2 separate regions of the Homo sapiens genome follow, and region 2 is linked to region 1. Evidence: read pairs that join two places in POLR2A ChIA-PET (ENCODE). Cell type or tissue: OCI-LY7. All regions are shown on one strand. Each heading gives the region's core, and the rest is flanking DNA. Links, peaks and the distances in the headings are about the cores only.

What was found. ChIA-PET counts read pairs that join two places held together with the same protein. Peaks named below come from ENCODE experiments on the same cell type or tissue, not always from the same donor. Only the 100,000 strongest peaks of a DNase experiment are listed, where the experiment ranks them.
Region 2: POLR2A ChIA-PET joins it to region 1 with 7 read pairs; 2 of 35 experiments call an interaction of 5 or more read pairs at or near these places.

Annotation. Positions count from the first base shown.
Region 1 is chr1:244,786,903-244,791,301 of GRCh38, reverse strand. All of the region lies in intron 1 of LOC107985372 (a long non-coding RNA gene), which reads left to right. Among named protein-coding and RNA genes, the nearest start is that of COX20, 47 kb to the left of the region's middle. In OCI-LY7, for the core only: no CTCF peak of the experiment used is centred there; a DNase peak (open chromatin) is centred at 2,581.
Region 2 is chr1:244,672,308-244,676,706 of GRCh38, reverse strand. All of the region lies in intron 1 of DESI2 (desumoylating isopeptidase 2), which reads right to left. Among named protein-coding and RNA genes, the nearest start is that of DESI2, 21 kb to the right of the region's middle. In OCI-LY7, for the core only: no CTCF peak of the experiment used is centred there; no DNase peak of the experiment used is centred there.

The DNA.
Region 1 (4,399 bases), core at 178-4,177:
TGGAAGAGATAGGGTTTCACCATGTGGCCCAGGCTGGTCTTGAACTCCTGGGCTCCAGCAATCCACCCACTTTGGCCTCCCAAAGTGTTGGCATTACAGGCATGAGTCACCCCACCCAGTCTTTTATTTTTAATTTTTGAGTCAGAGTCTTGCTCTGTTACCCAGGCTGGAGTGCAGTGGCTCCATCATGGCCCACTGCAGCCTTAACCTCCTGGTCTCAAGCAATCCTCCTGCCTTGACCTCCGGAAGAGCTGGGATTACTTGAGCATTGTAATGAGCCACTGTGCCCAGCCATTTTCACTTTCTTGATGGCATCTTTTGAAGCAGAAAAGTTTCTAACTTTGATGAAGTCCAATTTATCTACTGTTTTCTTTGTCACTTGTGCTTTTGGTGTCATAGCTAAGAAGGCTTTGCCCAACCTAAAGGCATGAAGATTTCTCCTGTGTTTTCTCCTATAAGTTTTGTAGGTTGTGCTTTTATATTTAGGCCTATGATCCATTTGGAGTTTTTTGTGTATGGTGTAAGGAAGAGGACGTCCAGTTGTCTTTGTACAATTTGTTGAAAGGATTATTCTTTCCCATTGAAAGGTCTTAGCACTCTTGTCAAAAAACAATTGACCATAGAAGTGAGGATTTATTTCTGAGCACTCCATTCAACTCCATTCAACTCCATTCATCTGTATGTCTGTCCTTCTGTCCATTCCACACTGTCTTGATTTCTGAACTCTGTACTCTTTTGAAATTGAGAAGTGTGAATCTTCCAACTTTGTTCTTCTTTTTCAAGATTGTTTTGGCTATTCTGGGTCCCTTGCATTTCTGTATGAATTCTAAGATCAGCTTGTCAAAAAAGTCAGCTGGGATTTTTTTTTTCTTCACAATCTCAGCTGAGATTTTGATAGGAATTATATTGAATCTGTAGGTTAATGTGGGGAGTATCGCCATGTTAACAATATTGATTCTTCCCATCCATAATGTGGGATGTCTATTTATTTAGTTCATCTTTGATTTCTTCCAACAATATGTTGTAATTTTCAGAGTGTAAGTTTTGTATTTATTTTGTTACATTCATTCCTGAGTATTTTATTCTTTTCAATGCAATTATAAATAGAACTGTTTTCTTAAGTTTACATTTGTACTGTTCATTGCTAGTATATAGAAATACAGTTGATTTTTGTATATTAACCTTGTGCCCTGCAACTGAACCTATTTATTAATTCCAATAATAATTTAGTAGCTTCCTTAGGATTTTCTATATGTAAGACTGTGTCATTTCAAATATAGTATTGCTTGCTCTTTGCCAGCCAGACGCCTTTCATCATTGTCTTGCCTAATTGTCCTCCCATCAGATATTTAGGGCTGTTGTAATCATCTGGATTGGCTGAGTCCTTGACATTCCGAATGTTACACATCTAGAGCCATGGTTAGAGGTTTGGGCTTCTGAGCTAAGCAGAGCTTTCCTTTTGACAAGCTGACAGCCCCTACCAGAGTGAGGATATCAGCTCTTCTCCCAGGCTCTGCTAATTAACGTTTCAGTGGAGGCGTGATATGTGGTCAGTTTCCTCCACAGTCAAAGCAGGTCTCACTCCTTTGAATCCCCAAAGGCACATACACCCTGCAGCTCACGCGTGAGGGTCTCTCCACCTCTGCCATTGCCTTCAGCCGCCTCAGTCTTCTTTTTCAATACCCTCTGCTAATCCCCGCCACTCAACAGTTCTCCCAGGACCAAGCTCCTTTTCTCTGAATACTTAACAACACACTTGAACAGTTCTAAAACTTTTGACAGTAGAGAAATGTGGGTGTATTCTCATTTTGAACTCACAGGAAAGATGCAGGATCGGCGAGGTGCTGAGGCAGCGAAGTGTCAATCATGCATGTGAACACACACACACACACACACTCACACACAGAGTCGGATTTCCTGACAGAGGGTAGAAACTCTCCATGACTGTCATGGGAGGGAGCAGAGACTTTTCTCTTCTCTCATGTCACTTTTTGAACAGAACCCACTGCTGTGACATGTGTAGGCAGCAGGTCTCATCCCGGGAACAGCCCGACGGCCTGGGAGCCGGCATTTCTGAGCCACTCGCAAGCAGAGCAGGCAGGCAGGCCGGCCCACAGGTGCGGGGCCCACCTGAGGAAGCAGGAAGGGCAGGAGGGCCGCCTTCCCCTTCACTACTTGGGAATCCTGCCATCCGTCCAGCAGAGTGGCCGGGAATACACCAACGGTGGTGATTTTTCCAGCACTGACAATTGCTGGGGTGAGCCGTGGGCTGCTCTGAATTCAGCTCTCCTGCCGAATAGATTCAATCGAGGTCTCCAAGTGCCGACGCTCAGCGCAGAGCAGCTCCGTTCCACGTCAGTCACCCACACCGCTCTGGGCTCTTTCTCAGTGACGGGGAGGAATGAGTGGAGAGTCTGCTGATGCACTTGGTTCCTTGCTGTCCACGGTGAGAGTTGATTTTCCTGGCCAATCTTTGCAGTTGAACTGATCACACTGCAATCTGTAGTTTGACAGGGTGGTAGGCTTTGCATCCAATTTGTACATAAAATGATAATATTACGAGCACTAGGTGGGGGTGCTTAACAGTTCAGAAAAAAAGGACTTTCACTTCCCTCCTCAAATGTTTACCCCTCAGGCCCTGAGAGGTTGATTCTTCTCACAGGGAGTAAGCACAGGAGTCACCTCCACCTCCCCCAAACCACCTCCTTCCACCATAAGTGGAATGGCACTTCCTGCCCCCTTGGCATAGGATCTGCTGCAGGTTATGGTGGGCCTCCATTTTCCATTAAAGTCCAGGAGTAAAACCATATACGGTTGCATAAATTAAAAGTCACTCTTGAATTCAGTGCTAATAAAACTTTCTGCAATGATGGAAATATTCTGTAGCTGCATCGTCTAATATGGTGGTCACCAGCCATATGTGGCTACTGAGCACTTGAAATGTGAAGTGCTCATTTCATTCTGAAAGAACTGAATTTTAAATTTTATTTCTTTTTTTTTTGGTGGGCGGGGAGCGGTTTGAGACAGAGCCTCGCTCTGTCACCCAGGCTGGAGTGCAGTGGTGCAATCTCGGCTCACTGCAACCTCTGCCTGCCGGGTTCAAGCGATTCTCCTGCCTCAGCTTCCCGAGTAGCTGGGATTATAGGTGCCTGCCACCATGCCCGGCTAATCTTAGTATTTTTAGTAGAGACGGGGTTTCACCATGCTGGCCAGGCTGGTCTCGAACTCCCGACCTCAGGCACTTCACCCACCTCGGCCTCCCAAAGTGCTGGGATTACAGGCGTGAGCCACCGCGCCCAGCCTCTAATTTTATTTCATTTAAACTTCATTTATTTAGAGACAGGGCCTGCTGTGTCGCCCAGGCTGGAGTGCAGTGGCATGATCACAGCTCACTGCAGCCTCAGTCTCCCGGGCTCAAGTGATCCTCTCACCTCAGCCCCTGGAGTAGCTGGGACCACAGGTGTGCACCACCACACTCACCTAATTAAAAAAAAATTTTTTTTGTGGAGATAGGGGTCTCACTATGTTGCATAGGCTGGTCTTGAACTCCTGAGCTCAAGCAATCCTCCTGCCTAGGCCTCCCAAAGTGCTGGGATTACAGGTGTGAGCTGCCACCTCAGCCATTTAATTTTTTTTTTTTTTGAGACGGAGTCTTGCTCTGTTGCCCAGGCTGGAATTTAGTGGCGTGATCGATCTCAGGTCACTGCAACCTCTATCTCCCGGGTTCAAGCAATTCTGCTGCCTCAGCCTCCCGAGTAGCTGGGACTACAGGTATGCACCACCATGTCCGGCTAATTTTTGTATTTTTACCAGAAGTGGGGCTTCGCCATGTTGCCCAGGCTTGTCTTTAACTCCTAAACTCAAGTGACCCTCCTGCCTCAGGCCCCCAAAGTGTTGGGATTACAGGTGTGAGCCGCCGTGCCTGGCCCCCAGACATTTAAATTTAAGGAGTCCCATATTGGCTGGGCACGGTGGCTCATGCCTATAATCCCAGAACTTTGGAAGGCTGAGGCAGGAGGATCACTTGAGTTCAGGAGTTCAAGACAAGCCTGGGCAATGTGGTGAAACCCCGTCTCTACCAAAAATACAAAAACAGCCCGGTGTGGTGGCCTGAGTCTGTGGTCCCAGCTACTCAGGAGGCTGGGGTGGAAGAATCGCTTGAGCCTGGTAGGTGGGGGTTGCAGTGAGCTGAGATGGCACCACTGTACTTCATCCTGGGTGACAGAGTGAGACTCCAGAATCACATATGGCTAGTGGCTATGGTATCAGACAGTACAGCTCTATATAGAAAACATAGAGACACCAGAGGTCTCCCATGTCAAAGACATGTCTACTCTTGGGACAGTGTTGCAATAAAAAAGGTATCATCTTAAAAAGTTTGAGAGATCTAAATAAATTT
Region 2 (4,399 bases), core at 177-4,176, 110 kb after region 1:
AGAACATCTATGAAAAACCTCACAGCTAATATCATACTTAACGGTGAAAGACTGAATGCTTTCCCTTTAAAATAAAAAATAAGATAAGAGTGTCTGCTCTTGCCACTTCTGTTAAACACTGTGCTGGAGATTCCAGCCAGGGCAATTACTGAAGAAGGAAAAATTAAAGGCATTCAAACTGGAAAAAAAGAAGTAAAATTATCTCATTTTGCAGATGATATGATATTATATACAGGAAAATCATAAGGAATCCACTAAAAAATTACTAAAACTAATAGATAAGTTAAAAACATTGCAGGGTACAAGATCAATATATAAAAATCGATTGTAGGCCAGGCGCGGTGGCTCACACCTGTAATCCCAGCACTTTGGGAGGCTGAGGCGGGCGGATCACGGAGGTCAGGAGATTGAGACCACCCTGGCTAGCACGGTGAAACCCTGTCTCTACTGAAAATACAAAAAATGAGCCGGGTGTGGTGGCAGGCACCTGTAGTTTCAGCTGCTCGGGAGGCTGAGGCAGGAGAATGGCCTGAACCAGGGAGGTGGAGCTTGCAGTGAGCTGAGATCGCGCCACTGCACTCCAGCCTGGGAGACAGAGCAAGACTCTGTCTCAAAAAAAAAATTGATTGTATTTCTATACACTAGCAATAAGCACTCAAAAAATGAAATTAAGAAAATTCCATTTACAGTTACATAAAAAATAAACTTATGGATACATTTAAGAAGTTCATAAACTGTATCTGAAAACTACAAAACATTGTTGAAAAAAATTAAAGAAGACCTAAATAAATGGAAAGACATTCCACGCTTGTGAACTGGAAGATTTAATACTGTTAGGATGGTAATACTCTCCCAAGTTGACCTGAAGATTCACTGCCATTCTTGTCAAAATCTCAGCTGCCATTTTTTGCAGAAATTGACAAATTTAAAAATTCATATGGAAATTCAAGAGACCTAGAATAGCTAAAACAATCTTGAAAAAGTTATAGGACTCAGACTTCCTGATTTCAACATTTAGCACAGAGCTACAGTAATCAAGACAGTGTATTACTGGCATAAAGATAGACATACAGATCAATGAAACAGAATTCAGAGTTCAGAAATAAGCCCCTATAATGATGGCCAACTGATCTTTAACAAAGGTGCCAAGACAATTCAGTGGGAAAAGAAGAGTCTTTTCAACAAATAGAACTGAGACAACTGGAAATCCACATGCAAATGAATGAAGCTGGTCTTCTACCTCATGCCATATATAAAAATTAATTTAATGGATCAAAGACCTAAATGCAAGAGCTTAAATTATAAACTCTTGGAAGAGAAGCATATCTTCATGATCTTGGATTACGCAATGGCTTCATAGATATGACACCAAAAGCAAAAGCAACAAAAGAAAAAAATTGATGAAAGCAGAATTTAAAACTTTAGTGCTTTGAAGAACACTATCAAGAAAGTGAAAAGGGAAACCACAGCCTGGGAGAAAATTTTGGCAAGTCATATACCGACAAGGGACTTATATGTAGAATACATATAAGAACTCTTAGAACTCAACGAGACACATAACCCTACTAAAAAATGGGCAAAGGATCTAAAAAAAAGTATTTCTTCTAAGAAGATACGCAAATTAAAACCACCATTATCTATCATGTCACACCTACTCAGATGACTATAATCAAAAAGACAGATAATAACAAGTGTTAGGATGTGGAGAAATTAGAACTCGAATACATTACTGGTGGGAATGTATCATGTTACAGCTGCCTTGGAAAACAGTTTGGCAGTTCCTCCAAAAGTTAAACCTAAAGTTACCATATGACCTAGCAATTTTATTTCTAGGCATATGCCCAAGAGAAATGAAAATATATAGCCACATAAAAACTTGTAATTAATGTTCACGGCAGCATTACTTGTAATAGCCAAAAAGTAGAAACAACTACATGTTTATCAACTGATTACTGGATAAATAAAATGTGGTATTATCCATGAAACGCAATATGATTTCTCAGTAAAAAGGAATGAGGTATTTGATGCATGCTACCACAGGAATGAACCTTGAAAACATTATGCCAGGTGAAAGAAGCCAATCACAAAAGACCACATATTACATGATTCCATTTATATGAAATGCCCAGAATAGGCTACACAGACGGAAAGTAGATTCGTGGTTCTATGACTGGAAGTTTGGGAAGATATGGGAAGTGATTGCTAATGGGTATGGGCTTCTCTCTAGGGTGATGAAAATATCCTAAAATTGACTGTGGTAATGATGGCTTCACAACTGTGAATATACTAAAATTCACTGAATTGTACATTTTAAATGGGTGTACATTTTATATAGTTCATCTAGTATATGAACAGTATCTCAAAAAGGCTGTTAAAAAAAAAAAAGACCGTTATGAATAGAAGTAAAGTAAATCGGCCGGGTGCAGTAGCTCACGCCTGTAGCCACTTTGGGAGCAGAGGCGGGTGGATCACCTGAGGTGAGGAGTTCGAGACCAGCCTGACCAATATGGTGAAACCCCGTTTCTACAAAAATTACAAAACAAAATTAGCTGGGCGTGGTGGCGGACGCCTGTAGTTCCAGCTACTTGGGAGGCTGAGGCAGGAGAATTACTTGAACCTGGGAGGCGGAGGTTGTAATGAGCCGAGATCGCACCACTGTACTCCAGCCTGGGCAACAGAGCAAGACTCCGTCTCAAAAAAAAAAAAAAAAAAAAAAAGAGACAGAAGTAAAGTAAATCTATTAACTTGTCCCAAATGACAGAAGAGTATACCATGTTTTAGTTGGCAAACCTAAACAAAAACTCTTCTGTACATGCCTTGAGCCCCCGAGGATAAACATTCCTTTAGATACAGAACATACTTTGCTCCTTAAAGAATAATTCGGCATTATAACAAAGTTTTTCCTCTGTTAGCAAAATGTGAACCAAGAAATTCACAAAAAGTTTCCATTTCCCTGTTTTTATTATTAGACATGGTCCAATAAAGTTTACTATCAGTGAAATATATAAGTTATGGGAATGGAACTCTCAATGGAAAAAAAGTGAAAAAAAATACTAGCTACCATAAAACATTTTCTAGTAACACAAGACAGTCCAATTAGTTTCTTGAACTCTCTATACCCAATCAAAAACCTTTAAATAGGTTACTTCTTAAATTACAGGCTGCATTCCTAATTCTAGCCAGCTGCCTTCTAAAAACATCTGCTTTTAGTCACAAGGAAAACAGGATATAAAAAAGGAATATATCAAGAGCAGAAGAAAACAATTCTAAATATGTATTTTGGTCAGCCACTTCACATATGAACAGTAGCACATTTCTGAATAAATGTTTAGAATATACATTATGAAGCGAATAAATTAGATGTTTTTCTTTGGTGTGACGTTTTTTCTTAATAGATTCAGAGGAAAAGAGGGTAAGCCCTTCCAGGGAGAGTTGGTTAGAGAAAGAGATGCCCTCCAAATGCTTCTGCTCCTGTTAGGGCTTCCTAGATCTATTATTAGAGAACACGCCTGGAAGGCTCAATCTTTACAACTGGGCAGGCTGCCTGTGGAAGATGCAAATTTAATTCAAGGTCAGTATGCCTTATCAAGTCCTTCTGCCTCAAAGTCCTGCCAAAGCTATGCAGACAATATGGATGATGTCTATTTTAAGTGAATATTTAGTGAGATAACTGTAAAAAAAACCAAACCAAAACAAAAAAGCATATGAGAACTGAGCCTTTTACGGAATGATTTCAGTTGTGAAACTATCCTACTCCCCTACAATAATGATTTACTGCTGGCAGTTATTCATGCTGAAATAACTGCTATTATTATTATTATTATTATTATTACAGACAGAGTCTCGCTGTCACCCAGGCTGGAGTGCAATGGGGCGATCTTGGCTCACTGCAACCTCTACTTCCCGAGTTCAAGCGATTCTCCTGTCTCAGCCTCCAGAGTAGCTGGGATTACAGGCATATGCCACCATGCCTGGCTAATTTTTGTATTTTCAGTAGAGATGGGGTTTCACCATGTTGTCCAGGCTGGTCTCGGACTCCTGACCTCGTGATCCGCCCGCCTTGGCCTCCCAAAGTGCTAGGGTTACAGGCATGAGCCACCACGCGTGGCCAACTGCTATTAATTTTTGAAATCAATAGTAGTGTTTCTCAACGCTTCTCTAACCTGGTGTGTTAGTCCGTTTTTGTGTTGCTATAAAGTAATACCTGAGACTGGGTAATTTATAAAGGAGGTTTAATTTGCTCACAGTTCTGCAGGCTGTACAAGCATGGCTCCAGCATCTGTTTTTGGCGAGGGTCTCAGGAAGCTTCCAATCATGGTGGAAAACAAAAGGAGAGCAGGCACGTCACATGGCGAGAGCAGCAGCAAGAGAGATGGAGAAATGGGGAGGTCCCGGCTCT